Linked DNA regions of Homo sapiens: region 2 is linked to region 1. Evidence: read pairs that join two places in POLR2A ChIA-PET (ENCODE). Cell type or tissue: CD4-positive, alpha-beta T cell. All regions are shown on one strand. Each heading gives the region's core, and the rest is flanking DNA. Links, peaks and the distances in the headings are about the cores only.

Region 1 (5,372 bases), core at 323-5,322:
CAGGGCAACCCATTAGATTTACACCTCAGTTGTCCACAGCAGCAACCTGCTCATTACTTCTCTTTTATTTATTCGTTTATTTTATTATTTTTCATTTTTGAGACAGACTCTCGCTGTGTCTCCCAGGCTGGAGGGCAGTGGTGCGATCTTGGCTCACTGCAACCTCCACCTCCTGGGTTCAAGCGATTTTCATGCCTCAGCCTCCCGAGTAGCTAGGATTACAATCACCCACCTCCATGCCTGGCTAATTTTTGTATTTTTAGTAGAGATAGGGTTTCACTATGTTGGTCAGGCTGGTCTCGAACTCCTGGCCTCAAGTGATCCGTCCACCTTGGCCTCCCGAAGTGCTGGGATTGCAGGCGAGAGCCATTGCGCCTGGCACATTTATTTATTTTTTTAAGATGGGGTCTTGCTGTCGCTCAGGTCTGGGTCTTGCTGTCACCCACCACTGGAGTGCAGTGGTGCAATCCTAGCTTACTGCAGCCTCGAACTCCTGGGTTTAAGCCATCCCCTCCCACATCTGCCTCCTGAGTAGCTGGGCCTACAGGCAGGTACCAACACACCCAGCTTTTTTTTTTTTTTTTTTTTCCTTTTGTAGAGATAGTCTTGCTTTGCTGCCCAGGCTGGTCTTGAACTCCTGGGCTCAAGCGATCCACCTGCCTCGGCCTCTCAAAGTGCTGGTATTACAGGTGTGAGCCACTGCGCCTGGCGTACTCATTAAGTCTCCCGGCACGGGTTTCCTTCACCTCCTCTCTCACTTCACTGCTCCCCCACTGGTTCTTCCTGGGGTATCTTAGGTGGATACCTGCACTTAAATCCTCCCTGAAAGAGCCTGACCTAAGACAACAAGGATGGCCCAGTACAAGAGGAATACCCCAAGAAAGCCTGCCCCTTTGGTTCTGGGAGGATCCAGAACTACTCTCCCACCTCCCTTCTTCTTCTTCTCCTCTTTTTTTTTTTTTGGAGATGGAGTCTCACTTGGTCACCCAGGCTGGTGTGCAGTGGTACTATCAGGGCTTTTGGCAGCCTCAACCTCCTGGGCTTAAATAGTGATTCCTCCCACTTCAGCCTCCCGAGTAGCTGAGACTAAAGGCCTTTAGTCTCACCATCGCACCTACTAATTTTTAAATTTTTTTGTAGAGATGGGAGTCTTGCTATATTGTCCAGTATGGTCTCAAACTCCTGGGCTCAAGCGATCCTCCTGCCTCAGCCTCCCAAAGCACTGGGATTACAAGGCATGAGTCACTGTTACCTCTCTGTTTTTTCTTTTTTTTTTTTTTTTTTTTTTTTGAGAGGGAGTCTTGCTCTGTCGCCCAGGCTGGAGTGCAATGGCGGGATCTCGGCTCACTGCAGCCTCTGCCTCCCAGGTTCAAGCAATTCTCCTGCCTCAGCCTCCCAAGTAGCTGGGATTACAGGCATGCACCACCACGCCTGGCTAATTTTTGTATTTTTAGTAGAGACAGGGTTTCGCCATGTTGGCCAGGCTGGTCTTGAACTCCTGACCTCAAATGATCCACCCGCCTTGGCCTCCCAAAATGCTGGGATTACAGGCATGAGCCACCGTGCCCGGCCCTCCCTTCTTGATAAATCTCATTCTTAAAAAAAAAAAAAAAAAACAAAGAAAAACATCAAACAGGAGCCCAAGCATCCCTGCCCCTCCTCCCCTGGCTCTAGTCCCCAAGCAATTTGGATAGAAACCCCCAAGGAATATCTTTTGTGCAGAGACAAAGCCGCCGGTTCAACGTAATTAACATCTTCCTACATTGCCTAGCGTGTCCGTTGAAGCAAATAAGCCATTTTCTCTCGACAGAGGAAATATTGAATTGTAAAAGAGAAGCAAGATTTAAGTGGTGCAGAGAGAAGGCCTCCATGGTTTTCCTAAAATAATTGTCTGCGTTGGACGCATCTCACCGGAGTGTTCTCTGCAGCAGTGTAATTAAATGCCTGGGTTTTGGCTGCCAGATCGCAGCAGGCAGAGGTCCTGAGTTTTGCCCATTGGGTTTAAGTTCAGATATGCAGTTAATGCATGTCCCTAGGAACCGCTGGAATGTTCTGGAATGTACCATGTGCTAGCTCTCCCAGACTGGGTCTAGCTTGGAAACAAAGTCAAGAGTTCTTGGCAGTCAGAAGACTAGAGAGGAACAGAGAGTGTCCTACTCTAGGGGAAATGCTTACAACAGCAGGTGCAAGAACACAGGCGTTCTCCAGCATAGAAGTCTGTGGTCTAGCAGCCTGTCTCACCTCGGATGTGGCAGATGTACTAAAGAAGCCAACCCACTTTTTTTTTTTTTTTTTTTTGAGACAGGGTCTTGCTCTGTTGCCTAGGCTGGAGTGCAGTGGCATGATCTAGGCTCACTGCAGCCTCAACTTCCCTGACTCAAGCAATCCTCCCACCTCAGCCTCCCGAGCAGCTGGGACTACAGGCATGCACCATCACGACTGGCTATTTTTTTTGGTAGAGACGGGGATCTCACTACATTTCCTAGGCCGATCTTGAACTCCTGGGCTAAAGTGATCCACCCGCCTTGGCCTCCCAAAGTGCTGGAATTATAGGCGTGAGCTATCACGACGGCCCTGCCAACCCACTCTCTCTTTGCTGAGCTCTTGGTTCAGGGTTTAATATTCCTGCTAATGGGCTTTAAGGGAGTGAAGCTATGCACTCAAGTATCTGTTCCTCAAATGTCTTTTCTGGCTGAAATCTTACAAACACTTTTGCTGAGGCTGCCCTAATTAAACACCAGCCTCTAAAACAGGTCCAGGATTAACTGAGTAGGACACAGGCAGGGAAAGCTGTTCTTGCTGTCGGGCCAGGGATCATCATCTCCTACTACTCCACCACCTATATCTTGGTTCAAAAACAATTCCTGGTGGCCAGGCATGGTGGCTCACGCCTGTAATCCCAGCACTTTGGGAGGTGAAGGTGGGCGGATCACCTGAGGTCAGGAGTTCCAGACCAGTCTGGCCAACATGGTGAAACCCCATCTCTACTAAAAATACAAAAATTAGCCAGACGTGGTGGCAGGCACCTGTAAGCCCAGCTACTCAGGAGGCTGAGGCAGAAGAATTGCTTGAACCCAGGAGGCAGAGGTTGCAGTGAGCCGAGATCGTGCCATTGCACTCCAGCCTGGGCAATAGAGCGAGACCCCGTCTCAAAAAAACAACAATAACAACAACAAAAAAAAACAATTCCTGGTGTTTCCCTGGGGACGGAGGCATTGCTACAGGGTCCTGGGGACAGGAGAAGCATTGGCTATCAGGAAGTAGCCAACAGGAAGAGAGCAAGCGCCTGCCTCTTAATAAAATGAAGCTATTATTGTGTTTGAGGCTGGATAATTTAATCAGGAAGCCAAGGCACCTTGGGGCTTACATATTTATTTGTGCCCTGCCTTGTTCCAGAGAGGACTCTAAGTGGTTTACAAGGATATGTAAAATACCATAAGATAGCGCCAATTAAATATGAGAGCGGGGATTAGATATTTTTGGAGGACAGCCTGCCAGTCCACAGCCAAGCCATTACAGTTTCTGCAATTTGCATTTTATTCGGCCAATCCAAAGCTAAGAATTCAGCCCATGGAAACTTTGTGGACAGCATCTGATTGTTGCAAGGGAGGTTCATTAAGCATTGTTTAAAATTGGACAATTAGAAATTAATTTGATCAAAAGCTATTACACATGCTAGAAAAAAAATTTTTTTTTTTTGGAGACAGGGTCTTGCTCTGCCACCCAGGCTGGAGTACAGTGGCATGATCATAGCTCACTGCAGCCTTGATGTCCAAAGGCTCAAGCGATCCTCCCACCTCTGTCTCCTGAGTAGGTGGGACTACAGGTGTGAGCCACTAAACCAGGCTAATTTTTTTTTTTGAGATGGAGTCTCCCTCTGTTGCCCAGGCTGGAGTGCAATGGCGTGATCTTGGCTCACTGCAATCTCCACCTCGAGGGTTCAAGTGATTCTCCTGCCTCAGTCTCTGGAGTAGCTGGGATTACAGGCACCTGCCATTATGCCCGGCTAATTTTTGTATTTTTGTAGAGACGAGGTTTCACCATGTTGGCCAGGCTGGTCTTGAACTCCTGACCTCAGGTGATCTGCCCGCCTTACCCTCCCAAAGTGTTGGGATTACAGGTGTGAGCCACCACGCCTGGCCCAGGCTAATTTTTAAAAAGATTTTTTGTAGAAACAGGGACTAGCTATGTTGCCCAGCCTGGTCTCAAATTCCTGGGCTCAAGCAGTTCTCCCACCTCAGCCTCCCAAAGTATTGGGATTACAGGCGTGAGGCACTGTGTCCAGCCAATTTACAAATTTAAGATGCATCTACAGAATGAGATACTATGCAGTCATTAAAAATTAGAGATTAATGGAGATTTTAATCACCATCTTTAAATTTATCTTATTTTCCAAGTTTTCTACAATGAACGTGTATTGTTCTTATAAAGATTTTTAGGGCCGGGTGCAGTGGCTCACGCTTGTAATCCCAACACTTTGGGAAGCCAAGGCAGGAGAATCACTTGAGCCCAGGAGTTTGAGACCAGCCTGGGCAACATAGTAAAACCTCATCTCTACAAAAAATTTAAAAATTAGCATGGTGGCACATGCCTGCAGTGCCAGCTACTCAGGAAGCTGAAGTAGGAGGATCACTTGAGCCCAGGAGTTCATGGCTGCAGTGAGCTATGAAGGCGCCACTACACTCCAGCCTGCGTGACAAAGTGAGACCCTATCTCAAAAGAAAAAAAAAAGATTTTTAAAAGTCCCTTAAATTTTTTTTTTTTTTTTTGGCAAGGGAGAAAAAGAAGAAAAACAAAAGCAGGGACATAAAACAGAGCCAGAAACGAGGCTAAGAAAAACTCATCCCTTAAAAACCTGAACAATCAGCATATGGCCGGGCCATAAGTTTGGCTCCAAGCTCCTTAGCAGCCAACTCAGAAAGGGAAAGCTGGTCATTTATGCGGTTCTCAGTGTCCTGAAACAAAAGTACACCAGATGCTCAGGAGAAAGCTCAATTATTTTTGGCAGGGATTTCTCCCACAGTCCTCCCAAAAAGGATTCCACGTGATGTCACCAGCATCTCTCCGGGCAATATCCTTACGATAGAAGTGACTAGTTTCCTCTAGATGTTTCTTATTCCTCCTGGGATGGTAGAGTAGGGCCAACTGGTAAGAGCAGGGTCCTGGAGTCAGGCTGCCTGGGTTTAAGTTCTGGCTTCACCATTCGCTTGCTGTGTGACCTCAGCAAGTGGCTTAACCTCTCTGTGTCTTTCTTAGTTTTTTCATTTGTACAATGGACATGATGACTACCTACTTCTCTGGGTTGCTAGGAGGATCAAATGAGTTCATAATATATATAAGAGCAATTAGAACAGTCATCAGCATGTAGTAAG
Region 2 (5,372 bases), core at 103-5,102, 270 kb before region 1:
TTTTTGCTCTAAATCCTTCCCCTTTTACCCTGGAAACTAAAAGTTCCTCTGAGGAGGAGCCAACATTAGATGGGGGGAAACAAACAGGAGCGAGCAGCCCCTGAATCGACTAAAAAGGCGATAAGCTCATGTTTAGGTCCCACATCCAAATTGATCAAGGGCTCCTGGTGGGACTCAAGATAAAAGAGACAGGGCCCCTGACCCCCCTATTCCTTGAAAGTCATGAGTGGAAGGGCTTCTTTCTCCTTAGTTCAGGACATTCTCTCTTGAAGTGGCCTGTTCTTCCACATCTATAGCACATATCTTGTCCTTCCTCCCTCTTAGTTCTGGGATTCTTTAACCCTGTCCCCCCATACTCTTTAGGGGGCCTGGTAGATGAGGACCTTTGTCCTCCAGATGGAGGCTGGGGGCCTTTAAAACAGGGTTCAGACCCTTTATACTTTCTAGGTCCCTGGAAGCTCTGTCTAGAAGTACCTGGGTTTGGAGCCATCTGTTGGAAGGTGGAAAACATAAGTTTTGTTTTTTGTTTCTGTTTTTCTTCATCCCGTTTCACATGTACTTTCTAAGCTTCCCTGAGAAGCTCACTTAGAGGACGGTCTTCCCAATTGTCTATTTTTTATAACTTTTTTGAAATGTCTAGGCAACTTTTACTGACAAATTGGAGTTTCAACATTCCTTGCCCAAGGAGATCATCCAAAGTAAGGCCTGCATATTGCCTCATTTGCTCCCTCAGTCTGTCTAGGAATCTCACAGTCCCTTCATCCTTTTCCTGTTGTATATCAAGCGCTTTAGAAAGATTGCGGGTTCAGGGTACTGATTCCTGATTTCCTTTTATTATCATCTCCCTTAGGTCCTGCATATTTTCCCGGTGATCTGCGTTGTTATTGTCCCACCGGGGGTCTTGGGTGGGGAATTTCTGTTCCGCGGTAGGAACGTTTTTACCGGGAGGGTGCTCACGTTCCCTAAGTACCATAGCAGCCCTAGGAATCATACTCCTTTTTTCCCCTGAAAAGAGGACGGCCAAGATGGACATTAACTCGACCCAAGTGTAACTGAGGTCCTAAGAATTGGTCAATTTGGTCTGCCACTCTGTAAAGGTCATCTAGTAGTGGTTTAAGCTCCTTTTTAAAATTCCGGACTTCTGAACTGGTTAAGGGAGCATTTACAAAGCCAATTACAAAGCCATTGGCCCCCACTCCTTGTGGTACCTCTTTCAAAGGGAATAAGGTCAGGGCTGACCTCTTAGGTATGGAGGGAAGCGGAAAATTCTGAGTATCTTTTTTACATTGTTCTACCTCACGCTGGAGTCCTTTTAGAGAGGGGTATTTAGGTTGGGGGGAGGACAGGCTGGTGGGATGGTAATTCCCAAGAGTCAGGGTTATAAGGAGGAGGGATAACACGAGTAGAGGGGGAGTTTAGAATGGGATCTGAGGTGGAAGTGGCTGTCTGAGGGGAAAGATTGGGGATACTGAATGGAGGAAGATAGTTTAGGGGATCCCATGCACTGGAGTCTTTAGGCATGAGATCTGGCTCCTCTGACTTTTCATTTTGAGGTGCCAGATTGGGTTCTTCCCTATTTGTTTTTAAGGGAAAAAGGAGGGCTGGTCCTTGCCTCCAACAAAGGGCATAGCGTAGTTCTTCTTGAGACACTGGACTTTTATTATTAACATATCAGATTGGAAGCTGACACATTACATCCTCAGTTGATTCAAACTTTGGCCAGAAGATTGAGGAATTAAGGATGGGTCCCTGAGTCCAAATAAAACAGCAATATTTTATTATTTGTTGCTTTTTCCTATGTTTAGTCCTTTCATTATCCTTCCAGTGTTTCAGCATGAGACCTAGGGGGCTATCTGGGGGAATATCTTTGTTACCATCTTTATCCCCCTTGCTCCCTGTCTTGCTTGGGGTATTTCCCATCTTGATGGTTTTGGGGTAAGGTTCAAGGTTCAGTTTCCCTTACTGGAAATTTCTCACCTTTCAGGGTGAGGCTTAATTTTCACTGGAAACTTTTTGCCTTTTGGGGTAAGGCTCAATTTCCCCTCTGGAAATTTCTTGCCTTTTCTACTATTGGAGGTTTGTGTGAGGTTCAATCCCCCCCAACAATGGGGATGTCTCACCTCTTTTTAACCACTTAGCCACCCTGACCAAGGAGTACTTCACTGCACCCACCCCCAACCCCCGTGGCTTTCTTACCTTGTTCCTGACCACCAAGGAAATACTTTACTGGCTCCTGTGGCATCTCCTTCCTTGGTAGGTGCACAGAGTCATCACTGCAGTATGTGAGGATCCTTTAAGCTAGGTTGCTGGCCAGTTGTTTTTTTCCTGCATTGCTTAGAGCTAGGGTTATTCCTCACAATGGGTGGGTTCTGATTTCTCCCCTATGAGGCCACCACAAAGGGTGGGGTGCATGCCTCCTCAAGAGAGAGAACCAGAGACCACCCCCAGAGGGGAATGTAATCCTGGATGAGCCCCCAAATTGTTATATAATAAGTTTCAGTGCTGCAAAAGAAATAGCACTCGAGGCCAGATGCAGTGGCTCATGTCTGTAATTCCAGCACTTTGGGAGGCCTAGGTGGGTGGATCACAAGGGCAGGAGATCGAGACCATCCTGGCTAACACAGTGAAACCCCATCTCTACTAAAAAATACAAAAAATGAGCCGGGCGTGGTGGCGGGCACCTGTAGTCTCAGCTACTCAGGAGGCTGAGGCAGGAGAATGGTGTGAACCTGGGAGGTGGAGCTTGCAGTGAGCAGAGATCACACCACTGAACCCCAGCCTGGACAACAGAGTGAGACTCCATCTCAAAAAAAAAAAAAAAAAGAAAAAGAAATCGCATTCAAATATAAAATTTTATTTTTAATTCTCAGCAAGGCAAGGTACTTCTATAGAAGGGTGTGCTCTCACAGATGGAGCAATGGTGGGCACACACCTTCACAAAGGAGGGAAAGGCGTTCTTATTACTGATGCACCTGGTCCCTACTGCTGTGTCATTCCCCTATTGGGTAGAGTTAGACCACACAGGCTAAACTAATTCCAACTGATTAATTTAAAGAGATGGACGGGGTGAGTGGTTTGGCAGGAAAAATGGTTATGAAATGAATTGGAATGAATGAGTCAGGGTGGAGAAGGTAATCTGAATGAGCAGAATGAGTCAGGGTGGAGTAGGTAATGAGTCAAGGAGTAGAATGTGTCAGGGTGGAAAAGGTTGCTTTACGAGGAAGTTTAAAAGTAGAAGGCAAAGAATTGAGCATACTGACATATTAATTCTTTGAAGGGAAACTTCGAATTCACACTCAACAACTCTAAAGTGATTCTCTATCCTTGGCCTCCCACATTTCTTTTTTTTTTTTTTGAGACAGACTCTCACTCTGTTGCCAGGCTGGAGTGCAGTGGACTGATCTCAGCTCACTGCAACCTCTGCCTCCTGGGTTCAAGTGATTCTCATGCCTCAGCCCCCCAAGTAGCTGGGACTACAGGTGCCAGCCACCACGCCCAGTGAATTTTCGTATTTTTAGTAGAGACGGGGTTTCACCATGTTGGCCAGGATGCTCTTGATCTCCTGACCTTGTGATCCACCTGCCAAGGCCACCCAAAGTGCTCAGATTACAGGCATGAGCCACCATGCTCAGCCTTGGCCTCCTACATTGTTGGGATTACAGACATGAGCCACTGTGCTTGGCCCTTTATTCCTTTACATATTTAATATTTTAAAAAATTAACAAAGAGGCCAGGCACAGTGGCTCAGGCCTTTAATCCCAGCACTTTGGGAGGCTGAGGTGGGTGGATTACGAGGTCAGGAGTTCGACACCAGCCTGGCCAATATGGTGAAACCCCATCTCTACTAAAAAATACAAAAATTAGCTGGGCATGCTGGTGCGTGCCTGTAGTCCCAGATACTCAGGAGGCTGAGACAGGAGAATTGCTTGAACCCAAGAGGCAGAGGTTGCAGTGAGCCAAGATCGCTACACTGCACTCCAGCCTGGGTGCAGAGACTCCATCTCAAAAAAATAAGTAAATAAATAAACACCACACCCAATCAGCTCAAGCCTGTGGCTAGAGATAAGAATGCAGAAAGAATTGGCCAGGCGCGGTGGCTCACGCCTGTAATCCCAGCACTTTGGGAGGCCGAGGCGGGTGGATCACGAGGTCAGGAGATTGAGACCATCCTGGCTAACACAGTGAATCGCCGTCTCTACTAAAAACACACACAAAAAAATTAGCCGGGCGTGGTTGTGGGCACCTGTACTCCCAGCTACCCAGGAGGCCAAGGCAGAATGGAGTGAACCCGGGAGGCAGAGCTCGCAGTGAGCCGAGATCACACCACTGCACTCTAGCCTGGGTGACAGAGCAAAACTGTGTCTCAAAAAAAAAAAAATCTAGAAAGAATCTAGAGACATCTTTCCTGCCCAAGATAGTGTTTTCCTCCTACTTCCTTTAAACTGACTATCCATGTATTTGCTCCTAAATTTAAAGTGACTCACACCCTATTCCCTTATGTATACAGCTAGCTGCCACAACCTCCCTCCTTCTCTGCCTCTCATCCCTGCCTTGCGTGACCCATGGATGGAAGACTGTCCTCAAAACTCATTTTGCCCTCCCTTCCCAGGACGTGTAAGCAATAAATCTTTGAAATTATGTCCTATTGGGGTGGTGTTTTGAATTTGCACATACCATCTGAAGAACCAGGGGCCGCCCCTGGTTGAGATTTCCCCAGGGAGCTGGTGGGGACACAAGGTCAGGTTTCCAGTGTCAGAGTGATGATCAGGCAGGCATAAACTGAACACAGGTCAGACAAGAGCAGCTATGTCGCTGGGCACGGTGACTCACGCCTGTAATCCCAGCACTTTGGGAGGCCAAGGTGAGCGGATCACCTGAGGTCAAGAGTTTGAGACCAGCCTGGCCAACATGGTGAAACCTCGTCTCTACTAAAAATACCAAAAATATTAGCTGGGTGTGGTGGCATATGCCTGTAGTCCCAGCTACTCGGGGAGGCTGAGGCAGGAGAACTGCTTGAACCCAGGAGGCGGAGGTTGAAGTAAGCCAAGATCGGGCCACTGCGCTCCAGCTTGGGAGACACAGGGAGACTCCATCTTAAAAAAAAAAAAAAAAAAAAAAAAAAGAGCGGCCTAGGTCATCTATCAGTATAAACAAGTTTCCCAGGTGAGGGACCCCCTGTCAACCAGGTTTTGCGTGACAACTCACACTGTAATCCCAGCACTTTGGGAGGCTGAAGCAGGCAGATCACTTAGCTAAGGAGTTCCAGACCAGCATAGCCAACATGGCGACACCCCGTCTCTACTAAAAATACAAAAATTAGCCCAGCATGGTAGTGGAGGCATGTAATCCAAGCTACTTGGGAGGCTGAAGCA

The links. Peaks named below come from ENCODE experiments on the same cell type or tissue, not always from the same donor. Only the 100,000 strongest peaks of a DNase experiment are listed, where the experiment ranks them.
Region 2: POLR2A ChIA-PET joins it to region 1 with 5 read pairs; 2 of 35 experiments call an interaction of 5 or more read pairs at or near these places.

The regions. Positions count from the first base shown.
Region 1 is chr19:9,864,220-9,869,591 of GRCh38, forward strand. All of the region lies in intron 1 of OLFM2 (olfactomedin 2), which reads right to left. Among named protein-coding and RNA genes, the nearest start is that of PIN1, 32 kb to the left of the region's middle. In CD4-positive, alpha-beta T cell, for the core only: no CTCF peak of the experiment used is centred there; a DNase peak (open chromatin) is centred at 2,222; H3K27ac peaks cover 461 bases.
Region 2 is chr19:9,594,048-9,599,419 of GRCh38, forward strand. It overlaps LOC105376914 (a long non-coding RNA gene), which reads right to left and starts at 2,292. Exons shown (of 2, transcript XR_936311.3): 1 at 2,197-2,292. In CD4-positive, alpha-beta T cell, for the core only: no CTCF peak of the experiment used is centred there; no DNase peak of the experiment used is centred there.